Linked DNA regions of Homo sapiens: region 2 is linked to region 1. A link is a loop called in an ENCODE intact Hi-C map of the cell type or tissue named here. Cell type or tissue: natural killer cell. All regions are shown on one strand. Links, peaks and the distances in the headings refer to the core of each region. The heading gives the core; the rest is flanking DNA.

Region 1 (16,166 bases), core at 3,377-11,376:
TTACAGGCGTGAGTACCTGGCGCTGCCAAATTCTCCTCCTAACTACAACAGAAGTTTCCGCATATTTATTTATCCTGGTATGATATGCCTTCTATGGTCATTACTCTCAAAATACTACATGCAAGATATTAGGTAACTTCAGAGTTTAGGCCAATTATTTCTTGCCCTTTGCTTTTAATAAATCAGGGAAGGCCAGTATCCATCTCATAGAGGTACACATTTGTTATGTACAGCAGCATTTTTAATGACGGCACTATGGACAGTTTGGACTCCATAATTCTTCATTGTGGGGGCTATCCTGTGCATTGTAGCCCCCACAGTGAAGCAGCATCCCTGGCCATTACCCACTAGAGGCCGATAACACTGCCCCTCTCCCCCGTATTTTGATGATAATCAAAAATAATGTTTCCAGTGGAGAACATGGTGGCACCCCTGTAGTCTCAGTTGCTCTGAAGGAGTGAAGTTGGGGAGGTGGAGGTTGCAGTGAGACAAGATTACATCACTGCATTGCAGCCTGGGTAACACAGAGTCTATCTCAAATAAAACAAAATAGAAAAGTTTCCAGAGAGAGAGGGAAAATAAGGATAAAGAAAGCAAGAGAGGGATATCCCAGCTACTTGGGAGGCTGAAGCATGAGAATGGCTTGAACCAGGGAGGCAGAGGTTGCAGTGAGCCAAGATTGTGTCACTGCACTCCAGTCTGGGCAAATAGAGTGAGACTCCATCTCAAAAAAAGAAAACTAAAAAAAATAAAATGAGAGGGAGTATCCAGCCTAGAGAATCTGAACAAACAATCTACTCCAATCCAAATTCAAATACAAAGCATATTTCTTGAGATTGCTATCTTTCTTGTGTTGAAAGACTAAAGCTAGATTCTGAGCTCTATTTTGAACACAGTTGCTGGGTGTGTCGTTGAGTTGCCATACTTGAGAGGCACCCTTGTTCCTTCACTTGGTTCCCTCTTACCCAAAGGAGTCAAGTAATAACAATCATGTAAGGTGTTGTTAAAATCTTTGGAAAAAAGTACTGCATGCTTCACACTTAGCCTTAAGCTCCAGAGATAAAAACACGAGAGCTTTATACTTGTGGTCCTTAGTCAATGTGTGAAAACTCCAAAAGTCGGCAGAAAGTGAACTAGAAGCTGAGCAATGGTGGCAGCTCCTGTATTCCTCCTAGCATAATAAAGATGAGACAGGCTTGCCATCTCTAGAAGAGGAACAACAAAACATGTATGTCCTTCAAGCATAAAGGCTGTACCTTTGTTTTATATTTTCTCTGCAGTCTGTAAGTATCAACAAGACTTTGCCTGCTATCAAAAAAAAAAAAATTGACTTTTCAGCTTAACCTAAATAAATAGGTATGTTCTGGGAAAAGACAGATCTTTTATTCTTCAAAACATTCTGAAGCTTTTTATGATCAAAGTTATTTACATTTATAATGCTAAAATCAAAAAACAACTTAAAACTCCACTAGTTAGAAAGTAGTTAAATTATAGACAGTACTTTTGATGGACTATTATTTAGACATTTAAGTTTTTATTTATAGAAACTGAAATAATATGCAAAAATATAATAGTGAAAAGAATAAAATGTAAAGTTATGAGTATGTTTACAAACATGAGAAAATAAAACTTCACAGTGTAAAATATTATAAATAATGCTAGAATTGCAGTAAAGGTATAGAAATGCCATGAAAAAGAAGAAAAAAATTATATAGTGTAATTTCAAGGCTCAAAGAAAAAGGAATCCTATGGTCACCAACAAAGGATGAAGAATGGAACTCATCACTGTGCTGCATAACAGAAAAATTTGCTGTTATCAATGGCAGATGAGAGGACAGGATTTTGCAGGCATTTTATTTCAAGTAACTGGATATGTATTTACCTTTATAGTAATGCAGAAACATGTGCAATAAGTATTACTCTTTGTCTTTTCAAAGCCTAAGCATAGAAAAGAAGAAACTGGAAATGTGATGTTTGACTTTGGGATGTGACTCAAGGTGACAATTCTTCCCTCCTTGCTGTTTTTTTTTTTTTTTTTTTTTTTTTTTTTCCAAATTTTCTTTCATTGAGCATTACTTTGATTGCTAGAAATTCTAAAAATCAAAAAGAAATTCTATTACTCAACAAAAGAAACAACAAAGTGTTCTGAAAGTCAGAATAGTTACCAAAATCTCTTTACCATTCCTTATCTGTGATAGTTAAAGAAAACAGAGGAAAAACAATTATTAAAAAGAATACAAGTCTTTGGAGAAAAGCACACAGAAATCCTTACTCTGGAAATAAAATAAATTGATTATTTGATCAAAGAAACTTTTAGCTTCCGTGAAAGGAAAATATCCTGGGCCCCCAAAATCACTAAACTAAAGGTAAAAGCCAAGCTGAGAACTACTTAGGGCAAACCTGCCTCCCATTCTATTCAAAGTCACCCCTCTGCTCACTAAGATAAATGCCTATCTGATTGCCTCCTTCGGAGAGGATAATCAGAAACTCAAAAGAATGCAACCATTTGTCTCTTATCTACCTATGACCTGGAAGCCCCCTCCCTGCTTCAAGTTGTCCCACCTTTCCAGACCAAACCAATGTTCATCTTACATATGTCGATTGATGGCTCATATCTTCCTAAAATGTATAAAACCAAACTGTGCTCTAACCACCTTAGGCACATGTCATCAGGACCTCCTGAGGCTGCGTCATGGGCGTGTGTCCTCAACCTTGGCAAAATAAACTTTCTAAATTAACTGAGACCTGTCTCAGAATTTGGGGGTTCACATTTTGGTAACCAAGGAGGGATTCTGAGTGTAGGTGTCCCTCACCTTTGACAAATCTCCTATGGGTGCTTGGTACCAGCTTCAGCAATCTTTATGACTCAAACCAATAGAACAATTTGCTGAGGCCTGGAAGCATCCCCTCCAGAGAATCCCTGATCTCCCAAAATTTGGTTGAGAACTAGTTTATTTTGCTGTACAACTTTTTTTTTTTTTTGGAGTTTTACTTGTTTCCAACACAAGGAAGGCAAGTTTTTCTGCTTCCACTACGATGGTAGGCAGTGTTATATATAAAGTTTTGGTGCCGCAAAAGAAATAGCACTCGAATGTAAAATTTTCGTTTAATTCTCAGCAAGGCAAGGTACTTCTATAGAAGGGTGCACCCTTACAGTTGGAGCAATGGTGAGCGCACACCTGGACAAGGGAGGGGAAGGGGTTCTTATCCCTGATGCACGTGGCCCCTGCTGTTGTGTCGTTCCCCTATTGGCTAGGGTTAGACAGCACTGGCTAAGCTAATTCTGATTGGCTGGCTAATTTAAAGAGAATGAGGGAGTGAGTGCTTTGGTGGGAGTCAGGGCAGAGCTGGTAGCAGGTAATTGGAATGAGTTAGGGTGGAGCAGGTGATTGGAATGAGTTAGGGTGGAGCAGGTGATCAAAATGAGTCAGGGTGGAGTAGGTAATCGAAAAATGTTGCTTTACAAGGAAGTTAAATTTAAAAGTAGAAGGCAAAGAATTGAACATACTGACATATTAATTATTTGAAAAGAAATTTAGAACTCATATCTAACAGCAGGTAACTCCTTTGGGGAGTTTGAGCTTGCTTCCAACGGGAAGAAGAAGTTTTCTTTCCCTGCTTCTAGGAAGGTAGAGAGCAGTCTTCAGCTTGAGACCCAATCCTAGATAAGTAAGTGAATTGTGGTTTGTCTTGGCTAAAGTTAAGATTAACAACCAGCTGGTCTTAATTTCTCCTTACCATTAGAGCGCTCAGTAACTATATAAGTTGTGTGATCATTTGTTTTGCTTAACTTTTTTATTTGCTGCTGTTTGTTTCTATTTTTGTTGTTGTTTTGGTCTTTTTACCACTGGGTTTGATCAGCTCTATCTGACCTGATTAAATCTGAAGGAAGTTCCAAATTACAGGGAACGAGGCCTCTGAAGTGGCTAAATTCCTACCAAAAAAAAAAAAAAAAAATGGTGGTGTGGTCGGGGGGGAAAAATGGCCAGCAAAAGGGGAAAAAAAAGAGGAAAGATTTTTCATTTTGACTACGAAGGGGCTTTATTTACATAACAAGGCCACCTTTTACTAGCCAGATCAAGCTGAAAGAGCAATGGCTATACTTCTGAAATTGCAGCAATTTTTCCTAGTTGAAATACGGTAATGACATTTTAAAAGATTTTTTTAAAGCAACTCAGTGGTTAAAAGTCAGCTTAATTAAAAGCTAACATCCAAGATGTGTGTGTGTGTGTGTGTGTGCATATGTGTGTGCCCGTATTTAAAAGGCCTTCATGTTTTTGTTTTTGTTTTTCTCCTAAAACCATGTCTCTTTTTGAGCAAAAGTTGTTTTTTTCTTCCTCAGTTGACTGAATTCTGTTTTCTTCATTTACTTCTGCTGTCTCTCCTTTCTCTTGCACCCTCTGCTGCATAAGGGACTTAAAATAGTTTATAATAGCCTGGGGCTCCTTAAAGAAAATGAAGGCACCAGACTCCCTTTTGGGGAGAAACCTGTTTTTCCTTATGGGGAATCTATTTAATTACAGGGATATATTCTCCTCCAGGGGCGGTCTCCAGTCCTCTCTCAGGAGGGATCGCGCTCTTCTGCCTCATTGCAGTGGCTTCAGGGATGAGAAATTGAGACCCACCCAGTGTGACAAATAAACCTGGACTCTCAGCAACGCAGAGAAAAAAAAAGAAACTGGCCAGCAACCTAGCCACATATGTCTCAGTTCTTAAACTGCTTAATTTTATATTGTGTTAACTGCTTTTTTATTTTTGACTAAAATCATTACCACAAGAGAAGTTACTCTTGGGTTTTAAAGGAAGAGTGTGGTTTAGACACTTAAAAGTGTCTTTAAAAATTTTTTTTCAAGTGTAAAAGCATCACATGGTCTAACCTCACAATAATTTTCCCTTTTTGAAGATTTACAATTCAGTATGGGCTCTGCCCAGAGCTTGGAGATCCATAGATAGTCCCTATTTAAATAAGATTGGTCTCCTTATACAATCCTATGATAGATTTCTATAATTTTATGTTTGATTTTGCATCCACCTTTAATCTTCCTACAGCACCACCAAACTTACTCTTTCTGTACCTTATGATGTAAATTTTGCTATTTGAATTTCACTTGAGTTTTTTACTTTAACATGCAAATTTAAGGCTATTTAACTGACTACTGCCTAGGGTTGTGAAACAGGTTATCAAGAATACAAAAGTCTCAGATAGGGAAAAATAAAAGGTTTTTATAAATCTATAAAATGTACTTCTATCGGCATGCCTAATACATTTAGGTATTTATGCATTGCCAACACAATATTTCACTACTGATATAAAAGAGGTCTAATTAATTGGCTTAAGAAAATAAAAACACTTGAATCAGATCCTTTATCAGGAAAAAAGAAAAGACTAGTCAAATGCTTTCTTATTTACATAAGCAAAATCTTTAGTAAATAAGCTAGCTTTAAAATTATTGGTAAAGTAATATTAGAAATGTCTGAAGAATTGCCAGCATACATATTTGTTGCATTTATTAATCAAGCAATTTCATACTTATCCCTGCCAAATACTACAAGGTGTCAAAATTGGGCATAGAGGTTACGAAACTATAAACCCGGCCCAAGACAGAATGATCTTTGCTTGTGTAATTTTTAATAAATAAGACATTGATATTGGTTTAATAAAGATAGCTACATCTTGAATTTAGTAAGATTACCATAACTTCTAATCTTGCAGCTTTAGCTGGTCTAGTCCACAGATGTAAAAAGTAAAGCAGAGGTTCCTCTTCAAAGACTTTCCTCCCCATTTAATTAGGAATAAATAGTAACTTCTCTTAGAAGCAAAATTTATTCAAAGACCTGTGCTAACATTCTTAAATATCTGCTAGCTGTGATAAAGAAATCAATGCACTTTATGCTCTTAGCTCCCACAATTTAGCCTAAATATTTGCCCTGACATACTTATACTGGTCCAAGCAAGCATTAGGTCATAGCATATTCCTCTTCCTTATTTGAAGCTGTTTTTACCTTTCTCAGCATTCCACAAGTTACTTCTTCCTTCCTTTGTTCCCCTCTACCTTTGCCTCTTTTAAAAAGTTCTAAGTTGCTAACCAGTCGGGACAAATACAGAATGTAAGGTCCCATTCCAGCCAGTGGAAACTGGACACAGCAGTAGGATGGACATGTCAGGTTATAAATAACCCTGTCTCCTTTGTTCGGTGTGCTCTCATGGCAAAACTGCTGGTGAGTGTATCATTTCTACAGAAAGTATAAAAATGGCCTTGCTGAGTAAATTAAATTTATGTTCAAGTGCTATTTCTTTATGGCACTGGGGAACAAGCATTTCAAACAATTCGGTGGCAATCCATATGGGGATGTATTCTTCTCCAGGGGCGGTCTCCAGTCCTCTCTCCTGAGGGAGTGTGCTCTTCTGCCTCACTGCGGTGGCCTCAGGGATGAGAAATTGAGACCCACCCAGTGTGACGAATAAACTCGGACTCTCAGCAACGCAGAGAAAAGAAAAGAAAGAAACTGGCCAGCAAGGTAGCCACATACCGTGGTGACAACTCCATGCACAGACCAAGGAAGGAGAAGCCGCAGGGGCCAGTAAAGTATTTCCTTGGTGGTCGGGACTAAGGAAAAAGCCACAGGACTGTAAAGCATTCCTTGGTTAGGACATACCAAGGAGAGAGAAACCACAGGGGCGGTAAGCATTCCTTAGTTGGGACTAGGGAAAGAAAGCCGCAGCAGGGCCGTGAAGTATTCCTTAGTCGGGATGTCTTGCAGGTTAAAAAGAGGTGAGAAATACCCATGGGGGCGGGGCTTGAACCTCAGAAAGAGGTGAGAAATCCCCATGGGGGGGCTGAACTTCAGAAACAGGTGAGAAATCCCCATGAGGTGGGCAGGATGGGGGAGTTAAACCTCAGAAAAAAGTGAGAAATCCCCATGGTGGGGGGCGCTGAACCTCAGAAACAGGTGAGGAATCCCAATGTGGGGGGTTGAACCTCAGAAAGAGGTGAGAAAGCCACGTGGAGGGGTTGAACCTCAGAAAGAGGTGAGAAATCCCCATGAGGGGGGGTTGAACCTCAGAAAGAGGTGAGAAATCCCCATGAGGGGGGATGGAACCTCAGAAAGAGGTGAGAAGTCCCCATGAGGGGGGGTTGAACCTCAGAAGGAGGTGAGACATCCCCATGGCAGGGAGTTGAGCCTCAGAAAGAGGTCAGAAGTCCCCATGAGGGGGAGTTGAGCCTCAGAAAGAGGTGAGAAATCGCCATGGTGGGGGTTGAACCTCAGAAAGAGGTGAGAAATCCCCATGGGGGGGGTTGAACCTCAGAAAGAGGTGAGAAATCCCCATGACGGGCATTTGAAACTCAGAAAGACGTGAGAAATCCCCACGAGGGGGTTTGAGCCTCAGAAAGAGGTGAGAAATCCCCACGGGGGGGGGGGGGGGGTTGAGCCTCAGAAAGAGGTGAGAAATCCCCATGGGGGGGTGTTGAGCCTCAGAAAGAGGTGAGAAATCCCCATGGGGGGTGGGGGTTGAGCCTCAGAAAGAGGTGAGAAATCCCCATGAGGGGCTTTGAACCTCAGAAAGAGGTGAGAAATCCCCATGGGAAGGGGGGGTTGAAGCTCAGAAAGAGGTGAGAAATCCCCATGAGGGGCTTTGAACCTCAGAAAGAGGTGAGAAATCCCCACGAGAGGGTTTGAACCTTAGAAAGAGGTGAGAAATCCCCATGGGGGGGGTTGAACATAAGAAAGAGGTGAGAAATCCCCATGAGTGGGGTTGAACCTCACACAAACCTCCCGTAGTAAGAAAAATATTCAGAACCCCCTTTTCTTTCCCTTTAGGGGAAGAAACAGTAGCTCCACTCCCGCTGGTCCCTCCCCTAGGGGAAGGGGAAAGAGAGGGGAAAACAGCAGCACAGGTCACTGGCAAAGACAAAGGAAAGACCAGCAGAGAGGAAAAAGAAACTAGGAGAGGAATTCAGAGAGAAAGAAAGCAAAAACAGCAAGCACAGCACCAAACAGCAAGGCAGGCATGCCAAGAGTTAGGTCCCACTCCCCAGCCTGGCTCTATGTGAAAAAGAGGGCAGGGACCAGTGCCAGGGGGAGAGCAGAGGAGGTGAAAGGGGCATAATTCTTGCAATTTGTGGCAGGCATCTGCCAAGCCTCTGGGCTGGTGACTGCCCGGGGCCCGGACTGCAGCTGCGCAAATCCCACCCACCCCGAGAAACTAAGTAAGAAGAAAGGAAAAAAGCAAAAAGGGGAATTGGGAGAAAAAAAAATAGGAGAAATAGATGGCAGCATGTGCACAGGGGTGGGGCCCATGCTGTGGCCTGGCCCCGCTGGTGGCAGGAGTGGGAGAACTCGGGAGGGGAAAGGGAAACGGGATGACACAGAGAGAGAGGAAAATAGAGTGCAAATGATAGAGAAATCAAGGGAAAGAGTAAGAAAGAGAGAAACTGGAGGAGACAGAAATCAAAGGAAGACACAGAGGGTGAAACTAGGAAAAGAAATAATGTAAAAGGAAGGCAGAAAGTTAAGACATGTTGAAGATTGTCTGTGAAAGTCATAAGAAATGCTATAAAAGGGAATTTATGCAAGAAATATTGTATAATTTAAATAATTAGGCCTCTTGGATGTAAAATTATTTTTAAAAACCCAGATTATGTACAAGGTATGTAAGAAAGATAAAATATACTTTTAATAACAGGATTATAAGGAGGCATAAGAATATGGATTTTTACCTACATTAAAAGGTTTAAAAAATTTTGTTTTAAAGGTTTAAACAAGTTTTAAAATGTTAATTGTAAAGGAAATTCTTTGTGTAAACATATTGGCTAAAGCTAAAGGGGTATCATCCAGTTTTTCTGTGAACTGGACATTAACATAAAAGCACAGTAAATTTTTCTTAAAGCACTAACCTGCTCTTTAACAAAAATTATAAAAAGTTAAAAAGAGTCTATAAAAGTCTTACCTTATAGTCAGACATTAAAAGTGGAAATAATGACAATAAGATTTTATAAAAATTAAGTTTCACATTAATAGCACATTAATATAAAGGTAAAATTTAACTTATCTGGTATAAAATCATACAAAAAACATTGTCAAATATAAAGTGGTGTTTAGCTTTCCTTCTTTCTTTTTTTTTTTTTTTGAGACAGAATCTTACTCTGTCGTCCAGACTGGAGTGCAGTGGTGTGATCTCGGCTCACTGCAAGCTCCACCTCCTGGGTTCCCACCATTCTCCTGCCTTAGCCTCCTGAGTAGCTGGAACTACAGGTGCCTGCCACCATGCCTGGCTTTTTTTTTTTTTTTTTTTTTTTTATTAGAGATGGGGTTTCACTGTGTTAGCCAGTATGGTCTTGATATCCTGACCTCGTGATCCGCCCGCCTCAGCCTCCCAAAGTGCTGGGATTACAGGTGTGGGCCACCGCACCCAGCCTGGTGTTTAGCTTTCTTAAGTCCCAAAAGGCAGCCAGGTAAGTCACAAGGCCCCTCAACCCCAAGGCCACAGTGTGCAGGGGCGGTGAAGGCCACAAGAAGGCCAAGACATTAAAAGGGAGCAGGGCTGCAGCATGCCCTGGGTGGTGCTGAGCAGGAATGGAGTGGGAGGCATCACCATGGGGCCTCAAGCCCCAGGATATGCAGCAGAAATTATATACTTAATTTATCTTCCACTTTCCCTTCCCTTGGAACTAAAAGTCTTTTAGTACAGGTACCACCCCTAGAAATCCAGCACACAAGCACCAGCCTGAAAACCAAGTCCTTATCAAAACATAGAAAAACCTCAAGCCACCCTGGGAAGAACCCTATTTTATGCTGTTAACCACTGAGACTGCCGTCCACACAGCCAAGAGAAAAATGGACCCAACATACTCAAGTCAAGAAAACATCCTCCTCTCAGAATCATGCATTACTGTACTAGGATCAGGCCCTAAGTTAAAGAAAGCTTAACTTTCATATACCTTCTATATTGCTTCCTTTCCTTTCCTTATTCTGTCACTAGTTCCTTTGTTATTAATATAACTAAGTCTGACACACCTTAGACCATTGCCTTTAATGCTTGCTCTGTCATACCTTGTGGAAATGTAAAAGATCAATAACAGCTAGCCTTTTTACACAAATATTTATGTCCCAGCCCTCTAATTGACACAGTTTCCCCTAGCACTCATTGTTGTAATGACCTAAAGCCAAGATGCTGATTTTCTGCTCCTACGGCCTGGCAACCTTGTAGTAAATGGGACTCCATCCTTTAAACTACTCAGGAGCAAAGTTGGACTTCCACGAAAAAGATTTGTGCAGATCTAAAACCCCTCATCTATTTCACTAAAACGGCTACCCCTTGTGACTGTCAGCCGTATCAGTGTAACCCTGTCCTTCTCTGTATCACCACCTCTACCTTAACTAACTCTAGACCTGCCCTTAGTCACTTCTATGGTATGGGGATTGACATAAATGGAAAAGACCCCCTAGGTATTTTTAAAATATGCATTATTCCCCCATCTTCCCTTCTTCAGTAGCCTCAGTTCTAGATCCCACACCGGGTGCTCCTACATCTAATAAAACTAGGGTGCCTATTGTAAAAATAATAGAGCTAAGAGAGACCTTAGCCATCAAGACAAAATATCAAGATGCAAATGCCTGGTTGGAATGGATTAAATACTCTGTTCACACTTTAAATAAAAGCGATTATTACGCTTGTACGCATGGTAGGCCAGAGGCCCAGATTATCCCCTTTCCACTCAGATGGTCTCCTCGTCAACCAGATATGGACTGTATGGTGGGTCTTTTTCAGAATCCCACTGCTTGGGATAATCCATCATGCTGAGCTCTCTCTGCAATTTCCTGAAATTCAACACCCTGCAGGTCAGCCCCTGAGGGCAATCCAGCTTCCACCTCTAAATGCCAAGTTTACTTCATGCATCTCATGGGAGGGGGAAAATTTGGTGTTCCTTGGAAGCATAAAAGGATGCAAGGAGCTCAAGCCTTTCCAAGAGCTTGCCCATCCATCCATGCTTAGCCATCCCCAAGCAAATGTATGGTGGTACTGTGGAGGACCTTTACTGGACACCTTGCCAAATAATTGGAGGAGTACTTGGGCTCTAATCCAATTGGCTATCCCCTTCACCCTGGCATTTCATCAATCTGAAAAGGTAAAAACAAAACACTGCAGGCCAAAGGAAACTCCTTATGAATCCTTTAATCCTCAGGTTTACATGAATGCTATTAAGGTCCTGTGAGAATGCCAAATAAGTTTAAAGCACAAAATCAAATAGCTGCAGAATTTAAATCCACGTTGTTCCGGTAGGTAAATAAAAAAAAATTAGACTACATAAACTATATCTATTACAATCAGCAATGATTCATAAATTACACTGGGGATGCCATCAAAGAGATAGCTAAGCAATTAGGACCTAGAAATCAGATGGCCTAGAAAAATAGAATAGCTTTAAATATAACATTAGCAAAAAAAGTTGTTTGTGTCATAATTAAAACTCAATGTTGTACCTTTGTTCCTAATAATACTGCCCCGACGGAACTATGACAAAAGCGCTACAAGGATTAACAGCCCTATCTGATAAACTTGCCAAAAAGTCTAAAATAAATAACCCTTTTTCTAAAATGATGAAACATTGGTTCAGTGGATAAAATAAAATTTTAACATCAATTCTCACCTTGTTTGTTCTTGTTATTGGTGTACTTATTCTTGTAGGCTGTTATATTATTCACTGCCTTCAAAGTTTTATACAAAAACTTGTCTCTACCACTCTTACAGAGTTAACTCCTAACTCTCCTCCACCCTATTTGGAAAAATTACTTCTCTTAGAAGGACAAACAAAGCAATTAAGTCAAAACATATTAAAGAAGTTTGAAGAGGAATTATAAAATAAAAAGGGGGAATTGTAAAAAGTAAATAGAGGTTCCTCTTCAAAGACTTTCCTCCCCATTTAATTAGGAATAAATAGTAACTTCTCGGTTAGACGCAAAATGTATTCAAAGACCTGTGCTAACATTCTTAAATATCTGCTAGCCATGATAAAGAAATCAATACACTTTATGTTCTTAGCTCCCACAATTTAGCCTAAATATTTGCCCTAGCATGCTTATACTGGTCCAAGCAAGCATTAGGTCACAGCCTATTCCTCTTCCTTATTTGAAGGTGTTTTTACCTTTCTCAGTATTCCACAAGTTACTTCCTCCTTCCTTTGTTCTCATCTACCTTTACTTCTTTTAAAAAGTTCTAAGTTGCTAGCCAATCAGGACAAATACAGAATGTAAGGTCCCGTTCTAGCCAGTGGAAACTGGACAGAGTGGTAGGGTGGACACGTCAGGTTATAAATAACCCTGTCTCCTTTGTTCCTTGTGCTGTCTTGGCAAAACTGCTAGCGAGTGTATCCTTTCTACAGAAAGTATAAAAATGGCCTTGCTGAGTAAATTAAATTTATGTTCAAGTGCTATTTCTTTACAGCACCGGGGAACAAGCATTTCAAACAATTGTAAGGTTTGTTTTGGGAAAAAACTGTTATTGTGTTTGTTTCAAAGCTGAACTGTAAACTAAGTTTCTCCTGTTAAAGCGAACTAAATATGGCCTGAGAAGGGACTCTGTACTTCTATATATGAGGCCATGTGGACGAACTGCAACCTAGTTTAATAGGTAGACAATATTGAAAACCTAACTTAGGAGTATGTGCCTGTAACAATAGCTGAGTCTTAGCCAGTCCCAGTAGCCATACTTCAACAATTCATACAGTGCTGAGTATTCAAACTGTGTTCAAATAAGGCAAATGCCAACCTGTAACCAATCCAGCCATTCTGTACCTCACTTCTGATTTCTGTATGTCATTTCCCATTTTTGTCTATAAATCTTCCACCATGTTGCTGTGCTGGAGTCTCTAAATCTGCTGTGATTCTGGGGGCTGCCTGATCCATGAATCTCTCATTGCTCAATTAAACTCCTTTAAATTTATTTTGGCTGAAGTTTTTCTGTTATCAGACGGTATCAGAAGTGGGATCCAAAGTAGAGCTTCTAGCAAGCCCTAGGAGCATTGAGTGAACAAACAAGGTACCTGCAGGACCCACTTTTGTCCATTAATCTCTCAGAGCAGCTGGGGATGATGGGTAAGCTCCCTCTCTCTCAGATTTCAGAGCTCCATGGATTTGTGCTTTTTGCCCTCTGAGTTTCTTCAAGCAACTTTCTGATCCAAACTGGGTTTAAGTCACAACAGAATCTGGGCTGGGTCCAGGAATGGATTTGATCCAGGAATTAACTGGCTTGGATTAAGTTAGAGGCTCCATATATCTGACTTGGTCAGAAAGGAACTGGTATTAAGCAGTAATATTGCAGGGGTTATAAAATTTGGCTTTTGAAAATTCATGGGGATTTTTGTGTTCTACCCCTTTGTTTCCTTTTGCTTGCATGCTTAGGAAAAATCATTGGCTAAGTCAATCAAGAGAACCTGAGATTAAAGCCAATATTTTAGGTAAAAATGGGATCCTTAATTTCTGGAAAACTGAGTTCTTTCTAGCTTATACATTATGCCCAGAAGGCAGTGAAGTCTTACAGAAACGGCAAAATCTTACTAAAGGTAACTTACTGTAGAACATTCCAAATGAACAACAATTCATTGAAGTACATTTGAAAATGAGGGCTCTCAGTAAAGTCCCTTTTGGCTAAGAATGGGTTTGGCACTATGGCATGTTAACCGCTATTCCCTTTGGATTAATCTGTCTTACACTTTTTTCTGACAGATATGGGTGACAGGATAAGGCATTTACAGGACCATGGGATATGGGGAGCTTTTTCCTCCCCAAAAGGGGAAACTTGAGACCTGATGGGACTGCTGGAAAAGATCCCTTTGCTACTGACAAGTGGCTGCCTGAACTTTTCAGTGTCACTGCAGTGGGTAGGTCTTTATCTGGCCTCCTTGAGCTATTCACCTTCCCCACCCTGCCACAGGCAATACTTTTCTCTCTCTACTTTTCCTTTCCTATCTTTTCTGTTACACAGGGCAACCATCTTGCCCAGAAACCACGTGTTGAAATTCCTAGTCAGAGGTTGGATTAAAGATGATGGGGGTCTCATCTGAGGGCAAATTTAAGCCTTGACAGTTTGATATTGGGAGTTAAGCAGAGTGGCTAATGTCTACGTTTCATCACACATATTTTGCTCTGGGCAGAACAAAAAAAAGATAATTTTCCTTTTTTATGCGGCTTGGCCCCTAGGTTGATGGTGCAGCAAGCTAGGTCACTAGGGCTGCTTAGGGAAGCCTAGTATGCTGGCAAAAGTGTTAGAATTCCTAGGTAGTCAGATTTCTGGCTTTTCTCCCTCTTTTTCTCTGTGCAAACTGGTTAAATGAGGGGTAAAAAGATACTGCTTATCTCCTCTGTAAAGTTTTGATTAATATGAAAAAATTCTGAGGCTGGTCTTAAGCTGTAGTGAATCTGGTGTGCTTTGTGTGTCTTTCTCTATTGTTCTGTAATAAAGAGTGGTACCTTAGGATAAAATGCGTGCCTAAAACCCCATAAGCCTGATGTTCAAGATGGCCCAGCAAAATGTTCAGTTATGTACTTGGGAGATTGAACTTGTAACCATGTGGCCGTGCTTTCTCTTTTCACAATGGTGGCCTGAGTTCAGGGTTCAATCCCTAGCTTAGGGGATGAGCCTTTCTGGTTGATATTTGGGTGAACTTGGCCATTTTTTGATTCTCTTCCCCTCCACCAGTTGTCTTGAATTTTCCTTTCTCAAAGCACCTGTGAGGTTACTTTTGGTAAAGTTTAAAAGCCAGAAATATCAGCTGTTTGGCCTGGCTAAAGTTAGGTAATAAGAAATTTTAAAAGGATTTTGTTAAAGAGTGCTATGGTTAAAAGTCAGCTTAATTAAAAGTGAATATTGAAGCTCTAAGAGCCTGGGACTCCTTGGGAAAAACAGAAGACACCAGAGACCCTTTCCTGGCCCTGTTCTTTCAAGGACTCCACCCTAAAGCCAGTAATCCAATTAAGAAACTTTAAAACTGGCAAATGAAAAGTCTTACAACTGCTGTAGTAATCTTCTTCTGTCTGTGTAGTTATATATGTGTTGTGTGTGTAATGTTTATATATAAGAGCTCTAATTAACTGGCTTAAATCAAAGTGCTTATATAAAATATTTGGAAGAAAAAAACTGTAATGACTTTTAGTTCATGTAACTTTAGTAATCTTTGGGAAATAAACACAGCTTTAAAGATTATTAATAAAATAAATACATTTAGTCTAAATCATGCAGGTCAGATATTAGGTTTGCTTAATGCTTTAAGGCCATAAACTGCTTTGACTTTTGGAAATTACTCAATTTCTTTTGGAGGCATTAAATTCTAAATAAGGCCTGGGGATATGTGATATTAGCCTTACCCCCTAGCTATGCAAAGACAGTTATAAAGAAAAATGTTTTATATAAGAAATAATATTGTATGGTAAATTCATGTCCTAAAGTAAAATGATGGTTGTTTAAAAGGAGGGATGTTTAGGACAAGTCAGAAAGTCCAAGTATGTCATAGATGTTCTATTTAAGTTGCAAAGGGATTTGTAAAGGAAAATTTATGCACCAAAAGTGAAAGTTGCTAAGAATTACCATTATAACATGTAATTAAGACTACTAAAAAAATAGGTTTACATGCAAGGTGTGTGAGGAGAATGAAATGTGTTTTTGGTAAGAGACTAGAAGAAGGCAGGGAATGTACAATTTTGTCTAGAGAGTTAAAGGACTATTTTAAATTAAATAAGATAAAGCTAAAGGTCTAAATGAGTTTTGGAAGGTTTGTAAAAATGAACCTTGTAAAAGAAATGATATGTGTGAACATATTAACTAAATTTAAAGGAGCACTATGCGGTTTTTCCATAAATTGAACATTGAATAAAAGCAAAACATGGTTTTCTTAAAGCACTAATCTGCTGTTTAACAAAAATTTGTAAAGAGTTATAAAAGGTTCATAAAAATCTTGCCTTATGGTCAAACTGATTAAGCTTGGATAGATTTATCTATGACCTTTTATTAAAAATTGGTGCTGATATTAATAGCAACTAATGCAAGGGTGAAATTTGGCCTTCTCACTTGAACAAGATTTTCATGTAATATTAAAAGATAATAAAAAATATTTGTTTGCCTTTTCTTTTTTTTTTTTGAGATGGAGTCTCGCTCTGTCACCCAGGTTGGA
Region 2 (16,166 bases), core at 7,480-15,479, 1.2 Mb after region 1:
GGGGAGGGATAGCATTAGGAGATATACCTAATGTTAAATGACGAGTTAATGGGTGCAGCACACCAACATGGCACATGTATACATATGTAACTAACCTGCATGTTGTGCACATGTACCCTAAAACTTAAAGTATAATAATAATAATAATAATAATAATAATAATAATAATAAATCCTCACTGGGATGTCATGTTCACAAGGCAGGGACCAACCGTGCCTATCTTATCATTCATCATCTCCCCAGTGCCTAGCACAGTGCCTGGCATACAGTAGGGGCTGGATAAATGCTTGTTGTTGATGCTGCAATCCGACAAAGGAGATATTGTGCTGCTTTGCTGGTGTACAGCAGCTTAGGTTTTGGCGGTCACAAAACTAGTGAGTAGCAGCAGCCAGGCACCCAATCCAGTGCTCTCTCCATCCTCACACCTGTATGGATGCTAAACTGTGCATCGCTCTGTGCAGTCTATCACTTGTGTGGGATTCTGGGATTTTTTTTAAAAAAAGCTTCTGATGAACAATATCCCTTTGAGGACCTGTGGATTTGGAATCTGAGTGCCTGCTCCCCACCTCCCAAAAGAATCACATTATTAAATGTATATTCTTTCAGATTACAGGTTTCTATAAAATGGACCTTGACCTCATGGCTCAGGGGGTTTCAAAGCCCTGTCGCAGCCTTGCTCTCTAGGTATGCATTTTCAAAGTCTTCAGAAGATAGAGCGGTTTTTCCAAAATGATCAAAGGACACGCCTCCTGAGGCGCCCTCCCCTTCTCCTGGCCCACTCCTCAGCTGGCCTCTGCGTCTGCCAGAAGTGCTCAAATGAGGCTGATTTCTGAAGAAATGTTTTCATCATAAGAATTGCAAGCAGGCAAGCCTCCGGCTTTTGCTTGTCAATGCACGCGTTTCCAGCCTTTTTAGTTCCTTTATCAGATACTTCCTGCCCCCTAGTGGTGGGAAGCAGCAAAAAGGACAGGCTGACCTAGATACTGTTTCCAGAGCTGACTATTCAGCCGTTAGAGCAATCATTGTTCGAAGCAAGCAAGAGCAGGAAATAAACAAAAACCCTTTCACGGTGGTGCTCCAGGGTCTAGTTGTTAATTTTTGAGCGAGGAAAAGTTGTTCATGAAAAAATATATAGTATTTGAGCACATTTGATGGAAAATAAAAAGGAATCTTTTGCAGGGCCACACCTCGCCATCCTCCAGGGTTGTCATTCTCAATGTGCTCTACGTGGACGGCTCTGCCCTGCGTCGCCAGGTGCTGCCACCCTGCAATGTCACTGTATTTCTTAGATGCTGAACCAAGCCCAAGGCAAGGACTCCCCTGCTCTGGAATGTGTGAGCAGCTGCTGAGGTCTGCATGTAGAGGAATAATTACCACTTTCTGTGGAACGAATACTCAACTTAGGACCAAATAATAGCAATCTAGGAAATTTAGAAATAGTAAAGATTTTTGGTTTATATGTAATGGATGTTGCTGCTGTTCCAACCTTACAAAGTAAAGCTGTCTGCTTCCCAAATTCCAAAAATTAAAATACTCCTCCACCTCATCCTACCAACCAGTGCCCTTTGGCTCACTCTCATCTCGACACAGGTGCTGTAGCTTAGTACACATCAGGAAAGGGCTGCCCTACACTTTTCTTTCCGGAAGCAAACAGTGAGTGAATGGGAGATGCACCAAGAAACCTTATGACTTCGGCTACCTGGTCATGCCCTGCCTTTGCTCTGACGGTCACATTTCTTTTGGGAGCTGTCCTAAGATGGTTGATGGAACACGGGCTTTGGAACCAAACAGTTCCAGCTCCACTGCAATCCATGTATTAGCTGTGTGACCTAGAAAATTCACTGAGCCCCTCTGATCCTGTTTTCATCCGTAAAGCAGGGCTAATGATACTTTCCTCACAGAATTGCTATGAGAACTAAATAAATATCTCTCTGTATATCTTGTATCTATTATACATACACAGTCATGTGTCACTTAGCGTTGGGGATGCATTTTGAAAAATGCATCATTAGGCAATTTCATCTTTGTGCAAACATCATAGAGTGCACTTACACAAACCTAGATGTATAGCCTACTACACACCTAGGCTTTATGGTGTAGTCTATTGCTCCTAGGCTACATACCTGTACAGCATGTTACTGCACTGAATACTGTAGGCAATTGTAACACAAATAAGTATTTGTGTCTCTAAATATACCTAAACACAGAAAAGGTACAGTAAAAATACCATAAAAAGACAAAAATGGCACACTTGTATAGGGCACTTACCATGAAAGGAGCCTGTAGGATTAAAAGTTGCTCTCAGTGAGTGAGTAGGTGACGGCTGAGTGAATGTCGACTTAGGACATTACCATACACTACCGTGACTTTATAAACACTGTGTACTTAGGCTACACTACATTTGTTTTAAAAATATTTTTCTGGGCCAGATGTAGTGGATCATGCCTGTAATCCCAATACTTTGGAGGATCATTTTAAGCCAGGAATTTGACCAGCCTGGGCAACATAGTTAGATCCCATTCCTACAAATAAATTAAAAATCAGACAGGTGTGGTGCCATGTGCCTTTAGTCTTAGCTACTTGGGAGGGAGGAGGATTGCTTTAGCCCAGGAGTTCGAGGCTACAGTGAGCTATGGTCACACCACTGCACTCCAGCCTGGCAACAGAGCAAGATCCTGTCTCAAAAAAATTATATATATATATATTCATTCAACAATAAATTTTAGCTTATTGTAAATTTTTTCCTTTCTAAACTTTAAAATTTTTTGACTCTTTTATAATAACATTAGCTTAAAACACACATTGTAGACCTGTATAAAATTACTTTTCCTTATATCTTTATTCCAAAAGCTGTTTACTTTTTAACTTTTTAAGCTGTTTTGTTAAAAACAAAGAAACAAAAACACATTAGCCCAGGCCTATACAGGGTCAGGATCATCAAGACATCACTAAGTGACAGGAAATTTTCAGCTCTGTTACAATCTTATGGGAGCACCATGGTAAATGTGCTCCATTGTTGAGAGAAACACTGTTGTACGGCACATAACTATTGTGTGTGTGTGTACACAAAGTGTCTAATATGATGCCTAGCACACAGCAGGTGCTCAGTCCCAGTCACTTCCTCCACCCTCCCACATCTTCACCATCATGGACTCCCCCAGGTCTCTCCAAGCCTGGGAGGACTGCGGTCCTTACACTCCACGAGGCCCAGCAACACCCTAGCAGTCTTCGTATTCTGCTCTTGCTCCGGAGAGGGGCAAGACTACTCAGCTCACCGGATTCTGAGATTTCTCAGGTCCAGCTAATTTTTGTATTTTTAGTAGAGACAGGGTTTTGCCATGTTGACCAGGCTGGTCTTGAACTCCTGACCTCAGGTGATCCGCCCACCTCCACCTCCCAAAGTGCTGGGATTACAGGGGTGAGCCACCACGCCCAGTCCCAAGTTCCTTTCATTGGCTTAAAAAACAAGTTAGAATTGGCTCTGGGTGCAAGGAAGGTAGGATATGGTGACAATAGGCTCCCCCAGTAGGGAGAGAACTTACTGGATTCAGTGCCTGGCAGCTCCGGCCACATCCTCTTCCAGCATCATGTGCCAAAATGCTGCCAGCTACCCCGGAAGATGCTCTATCTACTAACCTCTGCCTTCGAGCTTCCCTCAGGGTTCCCCTCCATCCCACTGAAACAGGGAGCATGGTGGGGGGGTGGGCGGCAGCGGAGGGGACACCTGCTGACCATTACTCTTCCCACTCTGTACCATGGCTTTCTGTTCCACTTTTGGTCCTGGAATTCTAAACCCATCTATACTTGGGGGCAGGGTGATTTTTGAGCATTTTAAAAAACTCTTACTTCATAATTATATAAGCTGACAAGAGTTAATACAATGAAGCACACTACATATATCCATTAAATCTGACAATGAAATCAATTAAGAAGGTATCATTAGGCCAGGTATGGTGGCTTATGCCTGTCATCCTAGCACTTTGGAAGGCCAAGGTGAGAGGATTGCTTGAGGCTAGCAGTTCAAGACTAGCCTGGACAACATACTGAGAGCCTGTCTCTACAATAAACATTTTTTAAACGAGCCAGACATGGTAGCGTGCATCTCTTGCTTCAGTCTCCCAAGTCCTACCTATTTGGGAGGCTGAGGTGGGAGGATCACTTGAGCCCAGGACTTCAAAACTGTAGTAAGCTATGATTGTGACACTGCACTCCAGCCTGGGAGACAGGACAAGACCCTGTCTCTAAAATAAAAAAAGAAAAAATATTTTTAAACATTCACACCTCACAATTGCCCTTTATAGTGAACTGCATCCTATTTTGGCCAGATATTTTCCCTAAGTCACACATGGCTCCCCCTCAAGTCTGACTCTAATGTGAAAACAGCCTCTTGTGTTCAGTCAACATTAGTGGGAAAAGCTGGGAGAAAGAAAGAGATGAGAAATGAGAAATGTAGCTGAATGGTAATTCTTCCCTCAAATATTTTAAATGTCTCATTCAACAAATATTTATCGGACACTTACTATGCCCAGACACACCACTAATCATTGGGGGTACATCAGTGAGCAAAGCAGGCAAAAGCCCCGCCCTCATGCAGCCTGAGAAGACATGCCATGCTAGGCCACATCAGCGCCCAAAGGCAAAAGGAGAAATCAGGAACACTGATCTTGTCTATTATTTAAAAATCCGATAATCTGTCATGAATTTTTGTTTTGATTTTTTAAAATATTGTGCCAAAATATTTATCTGGATTACTGAATGTTTTGTGTCCCCTTAAATTCTGTGCCTGAGGCAAGTGCCCCACTCCTCTTACCCCAGTCTTGGCCTGAGACAGACGGGAGTAGATGCTGAGGTGCACTGCCCACATTTCCAGTTGAAGATTGATGAGCCCACTTTTTCCAGCTGCTGAGAGTGTTGGCAGCTGACAGCTCACAGCTGAAGCCCCCTCCAGAGACTGCCTTCAGCTGCAGACAGTCCCAGCCCAAAGCCATGCCCCCTTCCCCAGGGCAGCCCACAGCTAATGATTGGTCAATATGGAGACAAAAGGTCCCAGAATAAAACAGAGGCCAGGTGACAATGCTTAAGTGTCAGGTGCAAGGTAGAAGCAAATGTTTCAGTAAGCCGCAAGGTCAGAGTGGCAGGTAGGGCAATGGACTCACAGAGATCTATAGAAATGGCTAGAATCCCTAGAGGCAAGACAGAAGGGAAGTCAACAAGGGTATTGCAGAATCTGTGCCAGTGGTCTCGAAATGCAGTTCCCTACCAGCAGCATCAGCACTACCTGAGAAATTGATAGAAATATCAGTTCTCAGGCCCCAGTCCAGAGCTACTGGATTAGAAACTCCAGGGGTAGGGCCAGCAATCTGTGTTTTTTTAACAAGACCCCTAATCAATACAGCCAGAAGAAAGGAGGTGGCTGAAGGCAGCTGTGCCACTAAAAAGTCACAATTCTTCCAGCCTGGCCAACATGGTGAAACACCGTCCCTACCAAAAAAAAAAAAATAATAATAAATTAGCTGGGTACGGTGGTGCGGGCCTGTAGTCTCAGCTACTCCGGAAGCTGAGGCATGAGAATCGCTTGAACCCGGGAGGTGGAGATTGCAGTGAGCCAAGATCATGCCACTGCACTCCAGCCTGGGTGACAGAGTGAGACTCTGTCTCAAAAAAAAAAAAAAAAAAAAAAGTCACAATTTTTTAACCAGCTTCTGTACCTGAACCAGTTTTTGGACTCAGAGCCCACTGACTGGAGGAAAGGCCATGGTTATGTCCCTGGTCCTTGAAAGTATAACTGAAATGGACAATAGGTGGAGTGGGCAGAACACTCACATGCTCACATTGGCTCTTTGGCCTGTGGCAAAAGCTATCACGGTGGGAAAGGATTCTCAAGCTGCCTCCACACATCCCTCTGGGCAAGACTGCAAATTAAAAACTTCCTGGGGCAAATGGCAGAAGTTAGTGCCACCCTTAAAAACCTAAAGGAAGCAGAGTGGTAGTCCCCAGCAAATGTAAGTCATTATGTCTGGCCCCTACACAAATCAGATAGATTCTGGAAGACGTTAGTAGAGTACCCCAAGTTCCACCAACCAGCAGTGCCAATTGCAGGTACTGTGCCAGATGTGGCATGAGCCACAGCCTCCACCACGGCAGCTGATCTGGAAGGAGCAATTGATGTCATCTCTTTCCTCTACTATCCATTCTCAATTTCCCTCATCCTTGGTTAGTACCTAGAACAATAAAATAATAACTTTTATATGAGATGGTAAAGATGCTATGATAAATTGGATAAGAGGAAGAATGTTTTGCAATTTTCAATAGGTTAGGCATCACTGAGAGATGACATTTTCATAAAGTCTTTTTTTTTTTAAAGAGTCTTGCTCTGTTGCCCAGGCTAGAGCTCGATCTCAGCTCACTGCAACCTCCGCCTCCCAGGTTCAAGCGATTCTCTTGCCTCAGCCTCCTGAGTAGTAGGGATTACAAGTGTGCACCACCATGCCTGGCTAATTTTTGTATTTTTGGTAGAGATGGGGTTTCACCATGTTGGTCAGGCTGGTCTTGAACTCCTGACCTCAAGTGATCCACCCGTCTCAGCCTCCCAAAGTGCTGGGATTACAGGCATTAGACACCATGCCCCGCCATTTTCACAAAGTCTTGATGAATATGAGTGTGATTCCCTGATAATTCAGGGGAACAGAGTCTACACAGATGGAACAGCAAGTAAAATGGCCCTGAGGCTGGATCATGTCTGGAATATTACAGCACCAGCAAGGAGGCTGGTGTGCAATGTCAGAGGTAGTAGGTGGCCAGACAAGTAGGGCCTTAGAGATCATTATAAAGACTTTGGCTTTTACCCAGAGTGAGATGGGCTGATAGAAGGTTTGAGGTAAGTAACATGACCTGACTTTACCTATGAACAGGATCACTGACTACTGTGCTGGGAATGGCCTGTAGGGAGGTGGAGTGGCAGAGCAAGAGATAATGGTGGCTTGAACGGGTGTGATACAGTAACTGTGGAAGAAGTGATCGGCTCCTGGATATATTTTTAATAGAGATGCCATGGAATTTTCTAACAGACTGAATGTGAGGTGCAACAGAAAGTAAATTGTCAAAGATGACAAGTTTTTGGCCTAAGCAACTGGAAGGATCAAGTCTCCATTTAATTTACCACGATGGACCAGCCTGGGAAAGGAGCAAGTTCAGGGGAATGAGAGCAGGAGTACAATTTGGAATAGGTTGAGTTGAGATGGCCTTTAGATACTTAAGTAGAAATATTGAATAGAAGTTAGATATAGGAGTCTGGAGTTCAGGAAAGAAACCATCACGTAAGATGGGTGCTGAGGGCCTGAAGATTGAAAGAGAATACCAAGGGCGTGGGTGGGAATAGAAAAGGGCCCTGGGTCACTCAAACATTCAAGATCCGAGAGACGTGGAGAAAACTGGGTAAGGAGTGGAAAAGCTGGGGAGACTAGAAGACATTAGCAAGGAAAATCACAGGCATATAATGTCCTGTAAACCAAGTGACATAGGATTTCGGGGAGGGGGAAGTAATCAACTGTGTAGAATTAAGTAAGATAAGGACTGCAAATCGAGCATTGAAGGTCAGTGATGACCCTAATAGGAGTTTCCATGCAGTGGTAATGGCAAAAACCCACTGGAGTGGGTTCAGGAGAGAAGAATTAGAGACAAGGGGAATAGCCAACTCCTCTAAAGTTTTGCTAAAAGACGGAAGTAGGGTCGAGAGAGGTGTGTTTAAGATGGGACAGATATCAAGATGTTTGTATGCTGGTGGAAGGGGTACACTGATAAAGCAGGAGTGCAGAGAAAATTGCTGGAGCTATGTCCCAGAGGAATGAGGGGCAAAGGGGATGGGATCTAGTAGGCAGGTGGAAGGCTTTCTTTGGCTAGAGCATGGATAACCCATGTCTTGTAATGGGGAGAAGGCAGGACACATGGTGCAGACTGCAGCAGAGGTGATGTGTGGCAGTGGGAAGTGGATGAAGAGCAGGGCAAAGTGAAGTTCCTTGTAGGTAATATTTTCCTCTCACTTTATGAATTAACATAGGTGTCACATCACTGGCTAGTAATGTAACTTTGATCAAGCTATTTAGTGTCTCTAAGATGCAATTACCTAATCTGTAAAATGAGGATAATGTTACCTATGCCATAGATTGTTGTGAGGATTAAATGAGTTAATACTTGAAAAATGCTAGGCGAATAACTAGCACATAGCAAACAACCAAAATAGATAACTTTTACCCTTTATGAATAGATATTATTTTCAATGGAGCAATAAGGAGGGAAGGAGTTAAGAAACATATGTTCCAGAACTTCATCTTCTTTCAAGTAAAAAGACATTTTTAGAAAAATCATTTAAACATTGGAGCTTTTCTCTCATTTGTAAAATAGGGTATCACCTGATCTATAAATAGTACTAGTTGTGTGAATATTAATGTTGTCATATATTAAATATGTCTTGAAAACCTTAAGTACTAATCTTATGATGATTGATATTACTGTTATGTTGTAACTAAAATTTCACTGGGGGCAAATAAGTACTTAAAATCAAAATTTCATTGCTTTTGTAACCTTTATGAAGAAGTAATGATTAGTGGGAAGAAAAACAACTGGACAGTGTCTGGCAGGGACCTTTTCATTCAGGATGGATCACGTTGTACAATTTTCTTTCCACTGTTACTAGTTCTTAGGGGCAAAGTCTACAAACAAGGGAGTCTCTCCAGGGATGTACTGTGCCCCAGGCTACAGCATCATTCCCCCATTCACAGAGTCCCCTCAAAGGCAGCAAGATCCCTCAAAATAGCTTTAATTCTCCTGCTGAAAAAGCAACTTCATTTCCCAGAGTGATTAAATAAGATCATTAGAGGTCAAAATTGCATTACTCCTCAGTTTAAAATTATTCTTGACTATCATTCCTCTACAATTTTAAACAGGATTAAAGCAGGCCTAAGACACTTTCGCATTTTCCTCTCCTCATATTGGATCTAGTCCCTGTTTTATTGGCAATTGTAAAGTTGAAAATCTGGAAAATAATATATGTATCTCTTAACCACAGAGATTATTCCTAAACATATTTCAGAGTAATACTCTTTACATACTCCCATCTACTTTGACTTTCATTTAAGTATTTTTAACAGCTATGCTGTAGTTATGGTGAGCAATATATACACAGGAAAACGGAAGTTTGATAACTAGTGACACAATAAGTAGCTCCCTCTGTGGCCTGTGGCCTAAGCTGCACTTCTCGTATAGCCAAAAGTGGTTTGCAATCCCTGTAAGGTACCTAGCTGCTATCAGGTCAGGAATTTACCTAGCTCCTTGGGAAAGATGACCCAAGTGCCTTAAAGCTCTCTTAATTCAGTAATTATAATAGAATCAATAGAAGTGGTATAATTATAGAACCTTAAACCAAAAGCTCCAGGGAGATAGAGATGCGGTAGACTGGCCAATCACTGCCTCCCACCCCACACTCTCTGAGACTGTCTCCACCCAGAGCTCAAGCAGCTGTGTCTATACCAGGTGGCCACTCTCCTCATCCTCTACTCCCTTTCAAGCCAAGATGAACCCACCAAGAATCTGAACTAAAAAGCTTGAATCAGAAAGATGTAGGTAGGGCATCATCTGGCAAGGTCAGAGAAAGTCACAGCTGGAGCCAGGCCCCAAAGTAGTTCAAAAGCCAGAGGGTAGCTGGAGCAGATAAGCCTTGAGTGAGCACAGAACGTGGGGCTGCTGGGAGGAACAGGAAACTGGAGCACACTCATTGAGAGAGGCAACAACACGGGACCTTGAGGATCCAGGAGAGGCTGAGGGAACAGTTTCAGTCCTGACTTTCCAGTTCTGGGCCCATGTGGCCTGGTGAGACTTTGTTGCCTGTCCTTAATGAGACTCCCTGCTGTATCCCTACAGCAAACTTGCCTTTATTTCAGCTAGCTTCTGAGGGTTTCCTTTTCTGTAACTCAGCAATATGTAATAGATAGGCCTGATCCTCAGCCTTTATGGACAAGACCGCTGAAGACGGCGAAGCCACACTGTTGGCTAGTTCTAGAACCCAATTTGCCTTGTTCTTAGTTTTGTTCTATTACCCAGTCTATGTTGTTTTTTTTTTTAAATTTGAGACGGAGTCTCACTCTGTCATCCAGGCTGGAGAGCGGTGACACAATCTCAGCTCAGTGCAACCTCCACCTACCGGGTTCAAGCGATTTTCCTGCCTCAGCCTCCCAAGTAGCTGGGTCTACAGAAGCGTACCACCTCACCCCACTAATTATTGTATTTTTAGTAGAGGCGGGGTTTCACTATATTGGCCAGGCTGGTGTTGAACTCCTGACCTCAAGTAATCTGCCCACCTCGCACTCTATGTATTATTGAGCACTGAAAAAGTTAGATCTCAAAATAGTAAGCAATATTCCAGCATTGGTTTTGCTTATCATGAAAACTGTAAGTTAAACCAAGTTTGTTCCCACATAAAAACACACCTGATACAAATGCTTGCTTTCTGTCGGTTCACCTCTACCAAGGAATTGCAATTCCAACTAAACATAAAGAAGAGTGGCCTAAAAATAATTTGCATTCACAAGATATAGAAATTACTCATTTCTCGGTAAGTCCTGGCCCAGTATGTATATCCCATTTCCTCCCTTAAACTGTATCTTGCACCGGACTATTCACAGACACAATTTTTTAAAATTTAGTTTAATATCTGTCAAGTTCACTTTTATTACAAATATTACCCTTAGATGCATTTTCAAGCCTTTAAGGAAGAGATGTGGCAGTGGAACAGATACAAGAACTACTGAGTGTGTCATAAGGGGCGGTTGCCACCACTTCCTGTGCATGTCCTCTGAGTGACAGTGAAGAGGATGTGTGTGGGTAATGGCTCCCCGTATACCTGGGGGGCTATGTCACATGCAAGACAGAACACTGACAGGAACACCCCAATTGGAGTGGGTACTAATGTGAGCCAGGGCGCTTTTATCTTTCTTGAATGTTAATAAGGAAAGCAAGCTCAGAGGATGGTTTTGAACACTGAGGAAGAAGCACTGGCTTAGCTTCCTACATTGTGATGTTAATAGGTTTGGAAACTGGTTGTTTGGTAAGTTGCATCTGAAAGGTTCACCAGGTCCCAGGAAGTCTCTAGTGACCTAGAATTCAAGGTTGGATAGTTTCTGAACTCCTAAATATTGTGAACTGGCTAAAGGCAAGCTCTCTGAGTTAACCTAGGATTTTCTCTAGCATTCCACCCGTTAAGCAGAAGGTTTAGCACATGGAGAAGGAACAGAAATCAAGTATGCCTACAGAATGTGTAAGTTTGTTAGAATTAAAATTTGTCAACCAAGAATAAATGTTTAATGTTTTGGTATACCTTCAAAAAAGTTTAAAATTTGCATTAAGCCACAGAGTTAAAGATATCAGAATAATATGTTTGTTTTGCTCATATTTCTATAAGACACCAAAAATTACAATAAAATTCCTATTATACATTTTAGAATACTACATATGCACTGAAGATTAATCTTTTACAGTATCAGAAAATTCCATTATCTCATATAGTTACAATAGAATTTAAATTCTGGTTTAGCCCTCTCACAGATAAAATTAAGTATAGTTTTTATTGTGTTTAGATAATTTTACATTATTAAAATGTTTTCAAGAAGTACACTGGGACTGAAATCAAAATATTTTGGCAACTTGATTCAGAATTAAAGGTTTTTTGTTTGTTTGTTTGTGAGACAGGGTCTTACTCTGTCACCCAGGCTGGAGTGCAGTGGCATGATCTTGGCTCACTGCAACCTCCGCCTCCCAGGTTCAAGTGATTCTCCTGCCTCAGCCTCCCGAGTAGCTGGGATTACAGGCGCCTACCACCACACCCAGCTAATTTTTGTATTTTTAGTAGAGACGGGGTTTCACCATGTTGGCCAGACTGGTCTTGAACTCCTTACCTCAAGTGATCCACCCACCTCAGCTTCCCAAACTGCAGGGATTACAGGTGTGAGCCACCGCACCCGGCCAAAGGTTATTTTTTACACCTCTCTTTATTGAACAGAAATGTGACCTGTGAGACTGTTCATATTCCCCCAAGACAATCCATGTGCTTCCTTGATACACACATTAAAGACCATACAAGAGAAAGTTTTAGTCATCATGAAATCACGTCTATAACAAAAGTAGGACACAGCAGGATAAAACATGACCTCAGGACATCAAAACACTTTCCAGCTCTGAACCTACTAAACTTGACCCAACAGCAGTGGAAGAACTTTTGCCCATTAGTGACTCTCCTGAACAGGTGACCCTGAGGCCTAGAGTTTGGTCTCTAACACTACTGACCTTCAAAGGAAACAGAGTACCTTGGGGATAGCTGACTCCATGACATGGAGCATGAAGAAATCAAAATGGGTATGGAACATCCTGTTGTTTTCGGATAGCATGGATGCTTTTATAGAAGCATCAGAATGATGAAAGGACATTCAGGTCAACATAAAGGGACTCTGACCAAGCTGTGAGACTGAGCATTAAATATAAGCACAATGAGGCAGTTATAACACATAACAGTCTGTGATAGAAGTTTAACATTTTAGTAAGAAGGATGTTTATACAGGTTGAATATCCCTAATCGAAAAATCCCAAATCCAAAACTTTGTGAGTACTGACATGATGCTCAAAGGAAATGCTCACTGGGGCATTCTGGATTTTGGATTTTCAGATTTGGGATGCTCAACCAGTAAGTATAGGTATAGTGCAAATATTCCAAAATCCAAAAAAATCCAAAATCCAAAACATTTCCAGGCCTAACCATTTCAGATAAGGGATATTCAATATGTATTGGGTATTTTATTTCTTCTAATAATTATGTCTGTTTAAAATATTTAGGTATGTAGTTATTTCTATCTGGGTAAGTACCAAAGAATAAACATATGGAAGTGGTAATTTGGCCAAATCTTGACAGAAGGTACTAAAATGGAAAGTGGATTGATTAGCACAAAATAATAGGATGCATGGTGGGCACAAATTATAACCAGGTAGAAGGTGGCATTGGCAGTCATACACAATGACCAAGGAAGAAAGACAATTCAACATGTAATTTAAAATATGAATTACTCAGTGTCCTAAAGAGACAAGGTAACTATGAAAATTAAATCTCTCATTACTAAAAATGAAACCTCTAAAACCAAAAGTCCCAATAAAGAATACAAATATTTTAAATAACATAACAGATCAAAATACCCTAATGACATGCCAATAGGTTAGGTACTGTCAGCCATGCAAAACCTAATACATAATTACTGCAAAAGATACCAAGTTTCAAAGACAAAAATTCATAAGACATGGACTTAAAAATTTACCATTAAAAAAAGTCAGCTCCACACTGTGGCTTAGGTTTGAGTCATCCTCATCTAAATAATCAGACCACGCCCAGATCAAGATTCAGCTGGTCAAAAACCCACTTCCATTCCTTTTCCTTTAGTTCTGGTAAGAACACTGAAACCCAGGAAAGCAATAAAACTGAAAGATTAGGAATATATTAAGAATCATAGTATACTGGTAAATTATTAAACAGGTACAGAAATAATAAATTTTATAATCATTGTTTATATATGTCTTTTATCAGCTGTTTAAGGTGTTTCAAACTTCAGAGAATGGTACTCATTATGGCCAATCATTTCAAGACTCAGCCACACTAAATTTGTACTCACAGTTTAAATTTTTTCAGAAAATTTTATTAGTGAATTTTAGAACGTTTAAATGCTTAAGAAAAATTGGATTTTCTAAATTTGTTTTCAATGCGTGAATTGAATGAAGTGAAAATTAAACAAAATACATATAGTTTTGAGTATTCTATGTCCAAAAGTCCCTCTGACAATTAAACAATCAGTTTACAAATTCACACTTCAGAAGAGAAAGTCCATAATTACTGAATCCTAATAACCCTTATTAGAATCCAAAGGAATAAGTGATTTTAAAAGCACATAGAAAGACAAAGCTTGAGGTTATCTATTCTGACCAAAAACAGTATATAATTTCCTTGGTTTTAAAGACAAGTGAATCACAACTTAGTAGGAATCACATTTCCATATTAACCAGCTGGGTAGATGAGACATGATGTTTGATTGAGACTACCACATAGTCTCTCTTCTTCATTTATTTTATTTTTAGAGACAGGATCTCACTCTGTCACCCAGGCTGGAATACAGTGGTGTGACCACAGCTCACTGTAACCCCGAACTCCTGGGCTTAAGCAATCATCCTGCCTCAGCCTCCCCGAGTAGCTAGGACTACAGGAGTGAGTCACTGTGCCTGGCTCATACTCTCTCTTCTTCTAATCACAGTATTTTACTTGGTTGAAGGTAGGCCCCCAAGAGAAAAAAGAATCTGAAGTACAAAATGTTGGCTCAAGAAAGAAAGGACAACTCAGAAGGTCAGTACTTCAGAAAGGTACTGTTTGACCAGTGGCCAGATCTCTAAGAACATCATGGAATTGTAAGGATACCTCTCAAAGAAAGAAAAGCATTAGTCACATTTAACCTGATCCACACAAATCAATACAAAAATAATACTAGAAAAATAGTCTGATTTTGGCAAATCATCCAAGTGATTATATTCACTGTACTTAGCCCATTCCAGGTGAAAATACAAAAAAAAAAAAAAAAAGTAGAAAAGAGTTCATCTGCCTTGTTAGATTTATGAGTGCTACCTTCTTGACATTTGTTCCTGAGTGAATGAAAGAAGAAATTAATCTAGGGAAGAACCTCTCCCCCTTAAAAACAAAACAAAACAAAAAACAGAAACAGCTTCAGGAACAGGAATACAAGTACTCCATTTGTAAAATTAAGCACAACATAATTAATTCAGCTCAGCTGCTGGTATCACACTGACCTCAACTGATTATACAACTTTTTAAGTCATGAAGATTAACCTGAAATTAGAAAGCCTTAAGGGGGAGCCAGTATTCAGAGTGATCCTCAATATGGCCAATTGTTCTATACATTTATAAATACCATATTGATATCCTGAAGGTCCTCTGTGGAGTTGAAGAAGGTGAGATTTGACCAGAAAGCTTTTCCCAACTATGACTTTTTTCTCATCTCTTCATCCCAGTCACAATCAAATGCTTCATCACCTAGTTCTGGTAAAGTGAAGAGGGATTCTTTGGAAACAATCAGTTTCTCGGTGGACCCACGGAGCTGAAAAGATTTCCTTTTACTGACACGCATTGGAGCTGTGGTTGTAGGAGGGGAGCTTGGGCCTCTCTCACCTCGGTTCTTCCTTTCAGGAGGAGGGGATTTTGATTTGGATTCCGATGGGGGAGTAAAGCAGAAGTTTGCCAATCTGGCTAATGTGCAGGCATGAACCTTGCCGCTTTTATTACTGCCTGAAACCTCTTCCTTTTTGTCTCCCTCACAAGTAAGATGAGCACACCCAGTCTCGTTCCCAAGCTCTAATTCAGGCTGAATAATCCTCTTCTCAGGGGCACACATCACCTTCTCTCTTGGTCCGTGTTTCTCTGGTGGCTGCTGCGACACCTCCTTTGTCTCACCCTGTGGCTGACTGGAGATCTGGTTTCCTGGGGTAGATGTTAACTTTCCTGGACGCTTCACCGGCAAGGCTGCGTCTCTTCTTGTTCTACGCTGGGAAATTTTAGGACTATGAACTGCTATTTTAGTTGCACCAGGTGACACATGGCTGTGATCTTCAAAGGAGTGGATCAGTTTTGACTTCTGCTTGAAAGTAAATTTTGCCAGTTTGGCCACAGGGGAACCTGGAGGCTTAACATTTTCAATTGCAGGCTCTTCCACTTGCGCAAGGGATTTCGGTCTCTTTCTTTTGGGTGAGTCCAGCATTCTGTCTGGGCTATGTACAGGAGTGGACTGAGGATGGGAAGGGACTGTGCACTGTGCAGGCACCCTGGTGCTATTTCTGCACAACTTCTGGGCCCTCTCTTTGCACAGCTTCTGCAGGTTCCTGGGGACATGATGAGTCAGTACTGAGTCTGGTTTATCAGCAGAGACTGCTGCTTCAGAATCTAGTGCTAGCCTTTTTTTCTTGTTACTTTCCACATTGTCTGCCCTCCATGGAACACCTGTCTCTCCTGGTGATGGAAGCAACCCAATGTCCACTTTGCTCCTTTGGCCTGGCTCACTCTTCTCCTTACCCTGAGATGT

The links. A loop is a pair of places that touch in the nucleus more often than their neighbours do. Peaks named below come from ENCODE experiments on the same cell type or tissue, not always from the same donor. Only the 100,000 strongest peaks of a DNase experiment are listed, where the experiment ranks them.
Region 2: a loop joins it to region 1, with 4 times the contacts of the local background. A loop is called at or near these places in 2 of 110 quality-filtered maps.

What each region holds. Positions count from the first base shown.
Region 1 is chr6:117,609,538-117,625,703 of GRCh38, forward strand. It overlaps the pseudogene NEPNP. Among named protein-coding and RNA genes, the nearest start is that of GOPC, 15 kb to the left of the region's middle. RefSeq lists enhancers at 6,064-6,804, 6,833-7,442, 7,463-7,542 and a silencer at 6,509-6,803. In natural killer cell, for the core only: no CTCF peak of the experiment used is centred there; DNase peaks (open chromatin) are centred at 4,864, 6,894 and 7,404; H3K27ac peaks cover 2,285 bases.
Region 2 is chr6:118,799,753-118,815,918 of GRCh38, forward strand. It overlaps MCM9 (minichromosome maintenance 9 homologous recombination repair factor), which reads right to left. Exons shown (of 14, transcript NM_017696.3): 14 at 13,703-16,166. The coding sequence ends at 15,072. Among named protein-coding and RNA genes, the nearest start is that of ASF1A, 86 kb to the right of the region's middle. In natural killer cell, for the core only: a CTCF peak has its summit at 9,225; DNase peaks (open chromatin) are centred at 9,219 and 10,849; H3K27ac peaks cover 3,219 bases.